Linked DNA regions of Homo sapiens: regions 1 and 2 are each linked to region 3. The links are chromatin contacts, found by Hi-C or POLR2A ChIA-PET in ENCODE. All regions are on one chromosome and are shown on one strand. The core of a region is the stretch at or near the end of the contact, and the rest is flanking DNA. Distances in the headings are between cores, read along the strand shown. Region 1 has its middle 76 kb from the start of BCAS1-AS1. Region 2 has its middle 22 kb from the start of BCAS1-AS1. Region 3 overlaps BCAS1 (brain enriched myelin associated protein 1).

The links. A loop is a pair of places that touch in the nucleus more often than their neighbours do. ChIA-PET counts read pairs that join two places held with the same protein, here RNA polymerase II (POLR2A). Pooled maps may share reads with other maps.
Region 1: a loop to region 3 is called in a map of GM23248, with 2.5 times the contacts of the local background. The contact joins two enhancer-like sites. A Hi-C loop is called at or near these places in 1 of 168 maps with a recorded cell type or tissue (GM23248), 9 of 37 single-sample maps with no recorded cell type and 4 of 50 pooled maps. POLR2A ChIA-PET finds 5 or more read pairs at or near these places in 2 of 52 experiments (Caco-2 and activated naive CD8-positive, alpha-beta T cell).
Region 2: a map with no recorded cell type shows a loop between it and region 3 (12-fold over the local background). The contact joins two enhancer-like sites. A Hi-C loop is called at or near these places in 2 of 37 single-sample maps with no recorded cell type and 5 of 50 pooled maps. POLR2A ChIA-PET finds 5 or more read pairs at or near these places in 3 of 52 experiments (GM12878, MCF 10A and Panc1).

What each region holds. Positions count from the first base shown.
Region 1 is chr20:53,838,242-53,841,191 of GRCh38, reverse strand. No RefSeq gene overlaps it. Among named protein-coding and RNA genes, the nearest start is that of BCAS1-AS1, 76 kb to the left of the region's middle. RefSeq lists an enhancer at 946-1,516. Within about 2 kb of position 1,576, at least 16 of the 41 ENCODE cell types and tissues checked have a DNase peak (open chromatin) inside an H3K27ac peak, as active enhancers do.
Region 2 is chr20:53,892,204-53,895,217 of GRCh38, reverse strand. No RefSeq gene overlaps it. Among named protein-coding and RNA genes, the nearest start is that of BCAS1-AS1, 22 kb to the left of the region's middle. Within about 2 kb of position 1,382, at least 7 of the 41 ENCODE cell types and tissues checked have a DNase peak (open chromatin) inside an H3K27ac peak, as active enhancers do; they include GM12878, where a contact is called at or near this core.
Region 3 is chr20:54,063,069-54,065,897 of GRCh38, reverse strand. The region is part of intron 1 of BCAS1 (brain enriched myelin associated protein 1); the gene reads left to right. Among named protein-coding and RNA genes, the nearest start is that of MIR4756, 4.0 kb to the left of the region's middle. Within about 2 kb of position 1,422, at least 4 of the 41 ENCODE cell types and tissues checked have a DNase peak (open chromatin) inside an H3K27ac peak, as active enhancers do; they include GM12878, where a contact is called at or near this core.

The DNA.
Region 1 (2,950 bases), core at 327-2,826, 220 kb after region 3:
GTTGCTCTAAACATTTGGGTACAAGTTTTTGTCTGTGGCTTGAATAATTTAACCCTGTGAGACTATGCCCCAGTGCAGTAAGAATCTACATAGAGGGCTAAAAAAATATATCCACACAAATATGATTTTTCCTTAGACATATTTTCAAGCCTACCATCTTTCAAAAAGAAATAATGAGTAAGTTAACTCAGGGCACAATAATTAACAAAGATTTTGAGCTGATCAGTTATGGACAGAGAACATAATGTCTACTTCCACTCAGTAAGTATCACCAAAGAACCCAGAGAGATATGTGACTTTTTAATTGATGGTGCTTAAGTATTCCAAAATGTTATAGAAAAAATATGCATGTGACTCACATGAAATCCATTTCCTCTGTGATGGGTTCTATACATGGGTAAAGGAAAATGAAAGTTGAGTTTGCAATAAATGCACATATATATCTGGAGTCTGACCTGCCTGGCTTCACCATTTTCCAGCTATTTAACCATTAATGCTAGACAGATGGCAGTCCTCCCTCCAAGGCTCAGCTTCTCATCTATAATTGGAGATAATCACAGTCCCTACATTGCATAGTATTGGAAGGATTCTGTGAGCTAGTGCAGGCTCACATAAGGTCTTTGGTTAAAGTTAGCTATTACAAGTAGTAGTACTAGTAGTAGTCATTGTAGTAGTAGTATTTTTTTAGGTGAAGTCTCACTGTGTCACCTAGGCTGGAATGCAATGGCACCATCTTGGCTCACTGCAACCTCCACCTCCTGGGTTCAAGTGATTCTCCCACCTCAGCCTCTCAAGTAGCTGGAAATACAGGCATGCACCACCATGCCCAGCTCATTTTTTTGTATTTTCAATAGAGACAGGGTTTCACTATGTTGGCCAGGCTGGTCTCGAACTCCTGACTTTAGGTGATCCACCCACTTTGGCCTCCCAAAGTTCTGGGATTACAGGCGTGAGCCACAGCGCCTGGCCTAAAGTTAGCTGTTATTATTGGGAATTGAGGGATGTTTCATTAATGGAACCATGGATAGGGTTAATAAGGACTATGAAAACCTAAACATTTAGCAGGAGGGGAGGGTTCGATAGTCCTTAAATCCCCCTCTTTCTGTCTTTTTCTTTTGTTTTCCAGAGGCTGCCTCTTTTGAGAAGAGGGAGAAAAGAAGAAGAAGAGGGAGATAAAAAGAAAATGTTTGTGAAGCAGCCACCAAAAGTTAAAAGAAAAAACTTTATGTCTAAAGGTCAAGTAGTTGGTGGCCACACCTGGGTGAAAGGCAGGGCCAATCCTAGCAGTGAGGTTTCTGGGAGGTGGACGTGGGGACAATGGCTCCCACACAGCCCACTGACTGCATAGCTGGGGAGGCACCATCCTAGCCAGGGTGAGGAGCAGGATGCAGGCTGGACATGCCGAGGTGCAGGCAGCTGCGTCCTCTCAGGCCTCTTGGCAGGAAGGAGATGATATTTTTGCTTCCTCCTGTGGTGGCACCTAGCAGCTGTGGCCTCACTTTTTGTTCGCACAGTGGGAGTGCCCTGCAGTCATGACCTCAGTGGCTTCCTCACTTTCTGGGACCTTTTGCAAAATTCTTGTGGCTTGCCATTTACGAACCTGGTGGCTTCAATGCCTGCAGCACCTTAAAGCCAGATTGCAAAGAGGCAAACTACAGGTGTGTGTCTTGTTCGCACCTGTCTCCCCAGTGACTAGCACAGTGCCTGGCTGCGTTTCTGAAGAAAAAGTGAATGAAGGATGAAAGAGGAGGAAAGCAGGAAGGAAAGAAAAAGGGAAAAAAGAAAAAAAAGGAAGTTTTGTTTTTATTTATTTATTTTTGAGATGGGGTTTTGCTCTTGTTGCCCAGGCTGGAGTGCAATGGCGCAATCTCGGCTCACTGCAACTTCTGCCTCCTGGGTTCAAGTGATTCTCCTGCCTCAGCCTCCCGGGTTCAAGTGATTCTCCTGCCTCAGCCTCCCGAGTAGCTGGGATTACAGGCATGCGCCACCACGCCTGGCTAATTTTTGTATTTTTAGTAGAGACGGGGTTTCTTCATTTTGGTCAGGCTGGTCTCGAACTCCCAATCTCAGGTGATCTGCCCACCTCAGCCTCCCAAAGTGCTGATATTACAGGCATGAGCCACCGCGCCCGGCCCCCCCCTTTTTTTTTTAAGGCGCAGTCTCCATCTGTTGCCCAGGCTGGAGTGCAGTGACATGATCTCAGCTCACTGCAACTTTTGCCTCCCGGGTTCAAGTGATTCTCCTGCCTCGGCCCCCCAAGTAGCTGGGATTACAGGTGCCCACCACCATGCCTGGCTAATTTTTGTATTTTTTTTTAGTGGAGATGGAGTTTCACCATGTTAGCCAGGCTGGTCTCGAACTCCTGATCTCAGGTGATCCACCGGCTTCAGCCTCCCAAAGTGCTGGGAAAAGTTCCTTGGAAGTTGAGATGAAACTCTCTGGAAAAGTTTGCTGTGAAGTATAAGGTAGTGTAAGGATCAAAGGTTACCCTTTTACAACTTCAGCGCTTATAAAATGTACGCGCGCGTGTGTGTGTGTGTGTGTGTGTGTGTGTGTTGTGTAGACAGCATGTTAATTGTCAAAGGTGGAGCCTCTTAAGTCAAACGGACTTCAATTTGAATTCCAGTTCCCCTACTCGCTGGCTTTATGTTCTAACCCAAAGCAAATGCCTTCAGGAAACCTGTTTCCTCATCCATAAAATGGGACTAACAGGAGAATTACTTGAACCTGGGAGGAGGAGGCTGCAGAGAGCCGAGATCGCACCACTGCACTCCAGCCTGGGTGACGGAGAGACTGTCTCAAAAACAAATAAATAAATCAATAAAATTTAAATTTAAAATTAAATTTAAAAAGAAACAAATTGAGCCGGGCACGGTGGCTCATGCCCGTAATCTCAGCACTTTGGGAGGTCTAGGCGGGCAGATCACGAGGTCAGAAGATCAAGACCATC
Region 2 (3,014 bases), core at 133-2,632, 170 kb after region 3:
GCATCTTCTTCATCGTTAGTTAATTCGGCTGCTCTCAGCCCCCATGAAGTGGCTAGCACAGAGAGGCAGGACTGCAGGATGTCAAGGCTTCATGTTCAGATGGTCTTGGGTTCGCACTCCTTGCAGTGACAAGCTGTGTGACAGAACAAAACTACCTCTTTGTGCCTCGGTGGCCTCATAGATACCACCTCAATAATACCACATCATTATGGAAACTTTATGAAGGCTATATTAACGAATGGGTGCAAAATGCTCAGCTCAGTCATTTCTCAATAATAATGACTCTTTTTATAAACATCCTCACTCTTTTTTTTTTTTTTTTTTTTGAGACAGGGTCTTGCTCTGTTGCCGAGGCTGGAGTGCAGTGGTGTGGTCACAGCTCACTGCAGTCTCAACTTCCTGGGCTCAAGTGATCTTCCTGCCTCAGCCTCCTCAATAGCTAAGACTACAGGCACACACCACCATGCCTGGCTAAATTTTTTGTAGAGATGGAGATCTTGATTTGTTGCCCAGGCTGATCTCAAACTCCTGGCCTCAAGAGATTCTCCCGCCTTGGCTTCCCAAAGTGCTGAGATTACAGGTGTGAGACACTGTGCACAGTGAAACAGCCCCATTCTAATGATGAGAAACTGAGAAGCAAAAAGGTTAAGGATTAAGAACCTAAAGATGCAGAAATCCAGCCAGCGTGTTGGCTCACGCCTTGTAGTCCCAGCTACTAGGGAGATTGAGGCAGGAAGATAGCTTGAGTGCAGGACATTCAGGCAGCAGTGCGCCATGATGGCACCATTGCACTCCAGCCTGGGTGACAGAGCCAGACCCCATTTCTAAAACAAAAAAAAAATCAAATAACTAAAGATACAGAATTTTCAGCTTTTTCTGCAAGAGTGGTGCACCCTGAAGTATGTTATACCAAACACTGGTGGGATACAGAAGGGTATTCAGAGAGCTATCGGCAACATTATGTATTACTTTTTTTTCTTTTTTTTTTTTTTGTGGTGGAGTCTCGCTCTGTTGCCCAGGCTGGAGTGCAGTGATGCGATCTTGGCTCACTGCAACCTCTGCCTCGTGGGTTCAAGCAATTCTTCTGCTTCAGCCTCCCGAGTAGCTGGGATTACAGACGCACGCCACCACGCCCGGCTAATTTTGGTATTTTTAGTAGAGACGAGGTTTCACCATGTTGGCCAGGCTGATCTCAAACTCCTGACTTCAGGTGATCCGCTCGCCTCGGCCTCCCAAAGTGCTGGGGTTACGGGCATGAGCCACTGCACCTGGCTGTATTACTTTTAATAGTTGTGTATTTTCATGAACACATATATACTTAAGGGTGGAGGGTGGGGTGGGGAGAGGATGGAAAAACTACCTATTCGTACTATACTTATTACCTGGGTGGCAAAATAATCTGTACACCAAAACCCCATGACACACAATTTACCTATATAACAAACCCGCACGTGTACCCCTGAACCTAAAAAAAAAGTTTAAAAAAAGCATTCTTTAAAAAAAAAAACGGTATGTATTTTTTTCACAGTTTCTATCTGTGGCAAGAAAATCAGCCTCCCATTTACCATAGTGACATAAAGTTTCCTTTTTATGTCAGTGTAGTCAATATCCAAATAATGAAAGAAAAATCTTAAGTCAACACTAAACAAGGCAGCAAGAGATATGGCAAAAATCATGAAGTTCATATGTGAGCAGCGGCATGAGAGACACTGTGGTAGACCACATCTGGTGATTCAAATCGCCCAGCAAGATGGTCAAGGGGCCCCTTCAAGGGTTGCAGACAGTGACAGTCTTGTGATTCACTCCCACGTTCTTCATAAGTGAATCTTTCCTTTCTCTGGGTACACATTGACCTATTCCTTCATGAATTTCTTAACCACAAATTAGAACCATGTTATGACCGTCTTGGTCTCCAATTTTTCATCTTTCCTAACTTCCCCCTTGATGTCATTAACTGGTGTGTGTGTGTGTGTGTGTGTGTGTGTGTGTGTGTGTGTAAAAGACAGAGAAAGAAAGGCTGAGGGAGAGAGGGAGAGATGCTTGTGAACAAAGACCATACATGCCTCTCTTGTTCACACCACCTGCTTCAATAATGGACATGTGGGAGTGGCTTAATAGTGATCGTTTACCGTGTGCTATGCATGCATGATTGTTTCTAATCCACCCAGCACTTGGCAAGGCAGATAGTATCACACTACGATTTTTACAAATGAGGAGGAACTTGAGGCTTACAGGGGTGAGGTGGACCCAAGTGGAAGCAGCTAATGTGACAATATTAGAAGTTGAACCTGGGTAGCCTAAACTTAGAGCCTAGATCTAAACCCTTACCCCATTGTCACCCACTTTAAAAGATGCCAGGGAGAGGAGGGGAGGGGAGGGGAAGGGAGAGGGGAGGGGAAGGGAGGGGGAGGAGAAGGGAGGGGAAGGGAGGGGGAGGAGAAGGGAGGGGAAGGGAGGGGAGGGGAGGGGAGGGGAGGGGAGGGAAAGAGAAGGGGAAAGGGAAAGGGGAGATAGAGGCAACAATATTATTTTTATTTTTTATTTTTTTGAGACAGAGTCTTGCCCTGTCACCCAGGCTGGAGTGCAGTGGCACAATCACAGCTCACTGCAACCTCTGCCTCCTGGGTTCAAGTGATTCTCCTGCCTCAGCCTCCCAAGTAGCTGGGATTACAGGTACCCACCACCATACCCAGCTAATTTTTGTATTTTTAGTAGAGATGAGATTTCACCATGTTGGCCAGGCTGGTCTTGAACTACTGACCTTAGGTGATCTGCCCACCTCAGCCTGCCAAAGTGCTGGGATTACAGGCATGAGCCACTGCGCCAGGCCAATAATATTGTTTTTAAGCTACCTAACTAAACTTCCATGTCTTGGGTTCTCTTTTGCACTAAGCATTGGACAGACATCATCTCTATTCCTCATCTAAAATCTCTGCTCAGAGGAAGCTTGACTTGGAGACAGGGTAGAGGTTTGCTATTTAGTCATTTGCTGTCAGGACGGAAGTCGTTAAAGT
Region 3 (2,829 bases), core at 173-2,672:
CTGTGCACCAGCCACCCAGTTATACAACACATGGGCCACACCCTTCTAATCTTCACAGGAGCTCCACGCAAGGAATCTATTATGGTCCTTCCCTCCACCCCTCACTTCTCAGACACGGAGCCAGGGCTTATGCATATGGCCAGGGTGAGCCAGAGGGGAGCCCAGGCAGAGGGCTTGCGCTATTTCACCACCACAGACGAATTTACTCACGTGCTTTTCAGAAATGCAGATCCCTAGGTGACACCTGGCTACAAACACGAGGAGAACATCCCCAAGTCCAGGCACTAGAGCAGGGCCCCTCAATATCAGCACTAGCGACCCTCAGCAAAGCAGACAATTCTTCGCTGGGGGAAGGGGGCGGTCCTTGGCATTGCAGGGTATGTAGCAGCGTCCCCAGCCTCTACCCACCGGATACCAGTGCACGCCCCCCAAAGCTGAACCGTGACTATCAAAACTGCATGCAGGCATTTCCAAATGCCCCTTCGGGGCCAAAATCGCTCCTGACTCCAGAAACGCTGTGCTCCACTTATTGTGAGGGAGAAACAAAGAACAGCATATTTCCAAGGAGAAAACGTTTAGCAAAGCAATGTAAGTCATCGAGGAATAGGACAAGATATCCAAAATATGAAATATAGATATATAGTCCTGGAAAATTGGTACCAAAATAAAATACCCTAAACATTGTAAATATGTTATATATATAGTGTGTGTGAGATAGATAGATAAAGTAGATGATAGATAGATAGATAGATAGATAGATAGATAGATAGATAGATAGATAGATGATAGATAGATACTCATCATAAAGTTGAAATATTGTCAGTCGAACCATCATGAGTTGAGTTTGGGACATCTATATCACTAATAGCTACTAGGTGCTCGCCCTGCCAGGCACTTTCCCATCACATTTACCCCTTCGCACGGTACCACGATGTATCAGGACATGCCACTCAACCTCTCTGTGCTCCGGCTTCTCATAAGACAACTGGGAAAATAAAAGTACCTAACTCAGAGAGTTGTTGGGAGGACCAAGAGAGGCAAATATATGCAAATCAGAACTGCTCAGCACAGAGAAAACACTCTAAATGTGTTTATTATTGCCACCATTATGAATACTGTCATTTTCCACAAGAAAGATACTTTCAGAAGGGTCAAGTGCTTTGCCCAAAGCCTCACGATCGTGGGATTTTACGGATGCCTGTCTCACTCCAGATCTCTTGTTCTCAAGAGGAGAGAGGGGAACCCCAGAGATGCAGGAGAGCGAGACTGCGGAGGGCAGCCTCCACCCACCTCCGGTGGGGCATCTGGGCTTGCTTCTGAATAACCAGCTGGAAAGCCTGCCCTGCCCGCCAGTTCTGGGGGAAGGGAAGCTGGAGGCCCAGGACAGTTCTCTTGATTTGCAAGCTCACGAAACAGTGCGTCAGCAAAGCAGTGCCCCTAGAAGGGTTGTGAGTGTATTCAGGTGCCTGGGTGATGGTGGTCTGTGGACTCCGAAGCCTGAGCTATTCCTCCGTCTGAGAATCCGTGGGTTTGGTTGTCTAGGTCAGGGTAGGCAGCAGCCAGGAGAGTTCTGACCCCAGGAGACACTCACTCACTCACCCCAGAAATATCCAAAACAGGGGCTCTCAGCCATGGAAATCACCTAGAGATCTTGAAAGTACCCCGATGCCCAGCCCCACCCCAGAGAATCTGCTGTCATCAGTTTGGCAGGGGCCTGGGCATGGGGATCTCAGAACTCTGTGGGAGGTTCTCACATGCAGCCCAGTCTGGGCATGGGCCCCCATAACACAGGCAGGAGGCGGGGAAGTGAAGGGGCTTTCTCATCTGAACCTCCACAATCAACCCCCAGTGGCAAAGTGCCAAACCCTCAAACACAAGTCTAATTTCAAAAACAACACCCCTCCACCCACCATAGCTTCGTATGTTTAATGTAAAATAAGGTCATAAAGACAAAACACTCATATAATCAGTTCATGAAAGAAAGGGCATTTTAACACCCCATTCAAACTTTTTCTTTTTCAAAAATGAAAGTTAGCTCTTTCAATTGTACGTTTATCATGAAAAACTCTATCTGATTTATTTTTCTCCTTTTTGAGAAATGGGAGAAAACTATTACAGACAAGAATTACTGTCTGAACTGCCTTGAGCCTCAGTTTTCCCATCTATTAAACGGGGATTTAAAAAAAAGTCTCCACCCAAGTCATTCTGGTTTGCCCAGGGTTTTCCAATTTTAACATAAGAGTCCTGTGTCCTAGAGCATCCTCACTCCTGGAAAAAGCTTGAAGATGGTCACCATCACACTATTTTCTATAGGTGTCTGATCATGAGAATCACTGGGGCATTTGCTAAAAATACAAATTCCAGGGCCCCAAATTGACTTTTCGGTGAGAGGATCACAGGAATCAGAAATGTTGCTGGATTCCTCGGTAGAGTCTCACTACCGGGCACCTGTGGGAGAAACTGGCTTCAAAGAGCAAGGATCATACCCGTGAGAGTCCTACTCATGCTAACTCTTGTGCAGTCCTCTTTATGTGCCAGGCCCTGTTCAGGGCACTTTGCTTATATTCACTGGTTTGACTCCATACCAGCCCCTTGAGATGGAGGCTATAATTATCCCCATTTTTACAGATGAGGAAACTGAGGCCCAGCGAGGCTCAGTGATGCTCAGGGATTCCAAACTCCAGAGCCCACATTCCTATCCTATGTGCTACACTGATGTCTACATAGAGCTTCAGCACTGGGCTGGCATACGGCAAGCTCTCCATACAAGTCATATATGGTTATCATTATTACGAGTTCCAGGACCTTTGGGGCACTGAAGGAGTTGCC